Regions from separate parts of the Homo sapiens genome. Here region 2 is linked to region 1. The links are chromatin contacts, found by Hi-C or POLR2A ChIA-PET in ENCODE. All regions are on one chromosome and are shown on one strand. The core of a region is the stretch at or near the end of the contact, and the rest is flanking DNA. Distances in the headings are between cores, read along the strand shown.

What was found. A loop is a pair of places that touch in the nucleus more often than their neighbours do. ChIA-PET counts read pairs that join two places held with the same protein, here RNA polymerase II (POLR2A).
Region 2: POLR2A ChIA-PET joins it to region 1 with 22 read pairs in activated T-cell. The contact joins two enhancer-like sites. A Hi-C loop is called at or near these places in 1 of 168 maps with a recorded cell type or tissue (breast epithelium). POLR2A ChIA-PET finds 5 or more read pairs at or near these places in 1 of 52 experiments (activated T-cell).

The regions. Positions count from the first base shown.
Region 1 is chr2:216,969,330-216,972,486 of GRCh38, reverse strand. No RefSeq gene overlaps it. Among named protein-coding and RNA genes, the nearest start is that of TESHL, 100 kb to the right of the region's middle. Within about 2 kb of position 1,891, at least 3 of the 41 ENCODE cell types and tissues checked have a DNase peak (open chromatin) inside an H3K27ac peak, as active enhancers do.
Region 2 is chr2:217,392,388-217,395,599 of GRCh38, reverse strand. All of the region lies in intron 8 of DIRC3 (disrupted in renal carcinoma 3), which reads left to right. Among named protein-coding and RNA genes, the nearest start is that of DIRC3-AS1, 110 kb to the right of the region's middle. Within about 2 kb of position 1,744, at least 11 of the 41 ENCODE cell types and tissues checked have a DNase peak (open chromatin) inside an H3K27ac peak, as active enhancers do.

The sequences.
Region 1 (3,157 bases), core at 642-3,141:
CCTGCAAATCTAAATTACCACAAGTCAGTAAACAAGAGAAACGTATAACAACAGCAGTGTTTTAGGGAAGGTGAGGGCAGTGATGTGAAGAGGGCAGTGATGTGAAGAGTGCACTAGAGAACGGAGGAAGAGATGATGCATCTTCTTCCTTATAAATCCTCTCCCTCCACTAGAGTGTTTTCTCCCTGGTCTTCAGGCTGACTCTAGTCCAAGGTCCAAGGTAAGCCAAGAAGTGCAGTGCTTAAAGCAATGTCCTCTTTCTCTACCACCTGTCCATGGACCATCTTCCTTTTCCCTGTGTTTCCTGTATGGTTCAGTATGATACAGTGGCTAGATCTTCCCACTAAAACTGATCAATTCAATTTTTAAAACAGCCAAATTAGCTAAAAATGCTAGGTTTTTTTCAACTGACTTGCCTTGCCTTCCAATCAAATCAGCTCCAACAATTGGCCGTGGCTAATGCTAGTTGGTATAAGCTGTCCCCACTGCCTCTTCTTCATTCCTTCTGCCTCCGGTGCCATTGTCCAGCTCTGCTTCCATCTTTGCTTGCTTCCCTCTGTTGCTGTACACCTCCCTATCTCCTCTCTTTTGCTCAGAATTATGCCTTGTTTTTAGAATAGGGCTGTGATATGCGTGTTGTGCAACAGCAAGGCCATGTTCCTTAATCCAGCAATCTCACATTCCTCCTGGGAGTCCTTTTGGATATGTCAAAAAATTCTGGTCCAGAAACATGAATTATAACCCCTGTTTTCTCAAGGCCTTTGAGCAATTTTAGTGGAACCCAAGAATCTTGAACATACTCCATCACTTCCAAATAATGTTCTATGAAGGCACTTATACCCACCAGAAGGAATCTCCAGCAAAGTCTATTTACTTTGGCCACTCTGCCCAATATCTTTCTTCTATTTTTGTTAAAAATGATTAATATTTCTTTCTTTTTTTATCTGATACCATGTTAAAGCAGGAGATCTGTGCCAACAACATCATTGTATCTTTGCAGCATTATTTCTGTGTAGTCTTTGGACATAAACTGTAATACTTTGTGTTGAGCATAGTGTATATACAAAGAACTATTTTAGGGGGAACTTGGGGGATCATTTATGCATGAACTACCTAACTTTGAGCACCTAGAAGGCAGGGGCTGTGTCTTATTTATCTTAGTAGTATGAGTGCTTTATATTAATTATGGTCCCAAAAATGTCTATTAAATAAATGAATTAATGAATGAATTATTCCAAGATGTAGCTCATTTAACTCAGTTGTTTTAATTATTCCAGGACTTTTCAACTTCAATATATACCACCCTAGCCCAATTCTTATGTTCATAGATTTAGTCAAATAAACCCTTTTGTCTATTTTCGTTTTGAGGCACTATGCATTCTTTTCCTATGGCTCTTTAGTACATCACTGACTCCCCTCCACTGCCTAGCAGATTAAAGATGGTCACTAATTCTTTGTCACAATTTCCATTAAAAGGTGGGATCTGTTTTCTCTCCTTTTAAATCTGAGATGGGCAGTACTGCTTTGACCCACAGAGTATAGCAGAAGTGACACTGTGCCAGTTTAGGCCTAATTTTGAAAGGACTGATAGCTTTTGTCTTGGTCTCTTGGAGCTGTGAACTGACACTGTGACTACTATTTTGGAGAGACCATGTGAGGAAGTGCCAAGACTGCATGGAGAGGAAAGGGAGGCCAGATGAGCCCTCTAACTGTTCCCATCAAGGTACTAGGCATGTGAGTGAAGCCAACCTGGATCCTCCAGACAACATAGTCACCATGCTGTGAAAAGCCCAAGCCATGTGGGGAAGCTCTATGAGGATGGACCACTTTACAGCCCCCACTGAGCAGCAACTGTCGGCCTTGTGAGTGTGCCATTGCAGATGACTAACTTGCTAGAGCCTTCAAAAAACTGCAGCCCAGCCAATATCTGACTGCAAGAGAGCCCAAGCAAGAACTGCCTCATTGAGCCCAGTCAACACACAGAACTGGGAGCTACAATGATCATTTGTTTTAAGCCACTGAGTTTTGTGGTAGTGTATTACACAGCAGCAGATAACCAGAATGCACTGATACGCAAATAAAAGTTGAATTGAAGGGCAAGAATTATGCTGGCCTTTTCTCTACAGTTTCTACAATGCCTCATAGAGTGCTTTTTCCACAGCTGAGGAAGCAGACAGCTTCTCACTTTACAGACAGAAGGATGAAAAATAAATAGGACCTCCTCTTTATAGGGGCTATGAATAACTTCACCTAAGCATGGATGGGATGCCTCTGCCACCTGCCTACGTGGTATCCTAGTACCAAGAGAGACTGAAGAGTCACCTAATCCATTTGCTTGCCTCTCGATACTACTTCTCCTTAAAATAAATCCTGCCAGAGAGCTCTCTACCGTGCTTTGTTTTCTTTTTAATTCCAAGAAAGGGAGATCTTGCAGCTACCTCTGACAGTGCATTTCAGCAGCCCATACATCTCAATTAGAGTATTCTAACAGGTGTTTCACCTCAATCCCTCCAAATGCAGTCTCACCCTTTTCTTCTTTCTTCTTCATCTTGTTTCTTGCCTTCATTTTTCTAAATTTTGAGGAGTGCTGAAGGAAATGTTACTCACAAACTCTTCTTTACTTTTCTTTCATAGACGTGAAAGGCCACATCACTCCATCCCTCTACTGAAGCTGAAATGTTGTCATTTAGAGATGCCCCAGTTTACCAACCTGAAAAATGCAAGACACAACCAACCATCTGCCCTGCTTACTTGAATGAGTTGATAAAAAGAACAAAACTAAAATGAATGTAGGAAAGCAGTTTCTAGGCTCTATAGCATACCATGCATACATAGCATCCTGGGTTGAGTTGGCTGTTGGATTAAAAAATCTCACAGAGAAAGCATATTGGTTGTTAACTAGGGCTGGGGCAAGGGGGCGATGGGAGTGTTGCAGTGGGGTTGGCTAAGGCATGTAGAGCTCCTTTCTGGGGCAGTGAGAATGTTCTAAACTTGTAATGATACACAACTCTGTGAATATGATTTAAAAAACACTGAATTGTACACTTTAAATGGGAGATTATATGCTATATGAATTATAGCTTAATAAGTCTATGAAAGAGAAGAGAAAAGAAAATGAAAGAAAAGGGAAGGGAAGGGAAAGGAAAGGAAAGGAAGG
Region 2 (3,212 bases), core at 495-2,994, 420 kb before region 1:
CCTGAGGTCAGGAGTTTGAGACCAGCCTGGTCAACATGGTGAAACCCCATCTCTACTAAAAAATTTAAAAATTAGCTGGGCATGGTGGTGGGCGCCTGTAGTCCCAGCTACTCAGGAGGCTGAGGCAGGAGAATCACTTGAACCCAGGAGGTGGAGGTTGCAGTGAGCTGAGGTCACGCCACTGCACTCCAGCCTGGGCAACAGAGCAAGACTCTGTCTCAAAAACAAACAAACAAACAAAAAACAAAAAAAAAAGAAAGAAATTATAAAGTATTAAAAAGATGGGAGGATTCAACGCATGTTATTTTATTAAATGACTCCTAAAAATTCCTTTGAGCCTAAGACTTACGTAATGAAATAATAGATGTCTAAAAGATATGTGATCCAGCCCTATCACATACCACAAAACATCACCTAGAGAAGTGACATCAGCCTTTTCAGAGAGGGAGAGAAATGTTGTACAACCTGCTTAGGGAACCACAATAATGTACAACCTTCCTTCAATAACCATAAGGATGCTCCGGTCAAATAAGTTGGCCACTAACAAAGACCTACGTGTTGTCAGTTACTAGCTGTGGAGGTTCTTCGTTGCTTTTTGCATCTTGGTTAGTGGCTCTGATCAGGGATGTAGAATTTCCAATTTGACCTCTCCTGGCCTCAGTTTTCACACCAGTAGAATGGGGATATTTCACATGTTTGTACTAGTGCATTAAATGAGTTGATCTATTTAAAACATCTGTCAAAGTGCTGACATACAGGAGCTCATAAAAACAATGATTAAACACCCACTGTTTCAGCCCGGTTTGGAAACTAAAGACACAGAGCTGGTGGGGCTTACTCAGGGCACTGACACGTTCTGTAAAATGGGTGGTATTTGAAAGGAAATGAGTCTCCTGGCATAGGAGTTGGTGGAATGTATGTGTCCTTCAGGCAAGATCCTTGTTTGTTCTTGTTCATACAAAGCCACCCACCTTGCCATTGCATCACTAACTCCTCGTTGGCAATTAGTTGTTCTGGAGTGTGGAGGCATATGAAGGAGTTTGTTTGGGACACTGTAGAGATCTGTTTTGTATTTCATTAAGACAGCTAGAGGGGCCAGCCCAAAAGCTGAAGAGCATTAGAACAGCCATCAGGGTCTATACCCCAAGTAAACAGCTTGGGAGATGTATAGCTGCACTGTCAAAAGAGGAACTTCTGAATCAGACAGATCTCTGTGTTTATAGGCAAATTTCTTAACTTCTCTGAGCTTCAGCTTTAAGGATTAGATATAATAATTTATATAAAACACTTGGCCAGTGCATAATAGATATTCCATATTATGTTCATTTCATTGTTTTTCCAATTATTATTTCAATTATATTCCATATTATTATTTTCAAACCACTTTTATATACATTATTTTAAATTATCTCATTTGGTAGTGAGATAAGACAGAAGAGCAGAAGAGAAACTAGAACCAAAGATTCTCAGAAAATTAATTAAATGAGCTGATGCATTCCTGGCCCTAATATTTCCCACTCTGTGTTCTAGTTCTGATTCTGACACCACCCCAATCAATCAGCAGCTGGTTTGCTCTTTGTTCTCTGATGAATTCCATGGACTAAATCATCTTCAGGTGGTGTGACTGAAGAATGACTGTACAATCACATGTGTTTCAGAAGTGGGACATTAACTCTATCCATATTTGGAAGTTGGGGGTGTGAGGGCAGAGGGGTGGAGGGGTGCAGGCTGAATCGCATGGCTGCTATTGAGTCATAGGTTCTTTCCAAAGATTGGCTGTTGAGTTCTGAAAAGCGGATCATCTCTGGCCCTAAATCTTCAGGGTTGCAGAGGCACAGCCCCAGATGAAGGAATTCTTGGCTCTTTCCCATGGGCTCACTGCCCTGCACGAGGTCTGTGGGAGTGCTGGCAGAAGCAAGATGAAGGGAATAAAGAGAGAGGTGGAGCTTGCCATATCTGGTAAGTGCTGGTGCCTGAATTCTCCTTGTCGGCTACAGCTCATTATATCTAAGACCTCAGATTGGATACTCATCAGCTAATTATAGCCTGAGACCTCTGGAAGTGTCCCTAGACATCAGTTGTCCCCATTTAAACTGAGTGGGGGGGGGGGGTGAGGTAGTAGCAATCCTGATCCCTAAGACCACGAGACTCTGACGGTTTCTGGGTCCAACCCAAAAACCTATCTTAGCAATTTAACTGCGGATCATAGAGAGTGGGCAGGTTACATCATGAAGAGAAGTAATATCAGGAGAAGCCCCTGGGATGGCCTTGCCTGCTCATTTGATCAAGCCTTCCCATTACTCATGTTTTCAGAAAGTGCTGCTTGTCTTCTTTTCCATGTGCCCTGTGTGAAAACTTAAAAAGTTTGGAGATGGCAGATCACGAAGAGCCAGGGTAGGAAAGTCAATGTGGTTGTCTTCTGAACACCCAGCGTCTTCCATTCCAGAGCAGGTGGCAGCAGAGAGTTGACACTGCCTCCCTCTCACACTGTACACACACACACTCAATGCATTGTTATTCTTCATTTTGTGTGCTCAACATGTTTATTCTACTGTGTGTCTGTTGTTTGACTGTTTAGGACAGAGTATTGTACCTCAAGTGACATTCTTCTAGCAAAGGACCCTGTCCTTCAGCATTATTTTTCATAACCTGGAGCTGTTCCACTGGTAAACAGCCTGACTTGTCTATTTGGTACTGGTTATCACTCAAAAATATTATTTTTTTGTGGGGGGACACAAGGTGACAAAGTCTGATTTCAGAGTATCTGAAAAGCCTTTATACTTTACTACGAAATGATCTGTGATTTTCTCCCAGAAGTCTCAACCTTTAGAATTTTTTTTCTCTAGCTGAAACCTTTGTTCCCTGGCAAAATGCTAGAGAAGTGCTGTACGAAAGGGTGCACATTAATGTTTATATCTCAGCTACACTGTAATGATGATGAGTATCGGCTTTTATAGAAAATTAATTTTGGGGTGGGGGTGGCAAAAAAAGAGATAACTAATTTTGCAAGGGAATGGATGAAGACCACTTGGCTGGGGTGGCAGAAAGGGGAATAAAAGGGGAGATGAGAGGGAAAGGAAATGGGGCACCCTTTAAGAGGACAGGAATGTAAAAAATAACTATGCAATGTTGCTAAGGAAAAGTTTCATTTTTTCATAATGTTGAGGAAAAGCTGTGCTTATGGTGAGGCTCTGGGAAAACTGACATGCAGT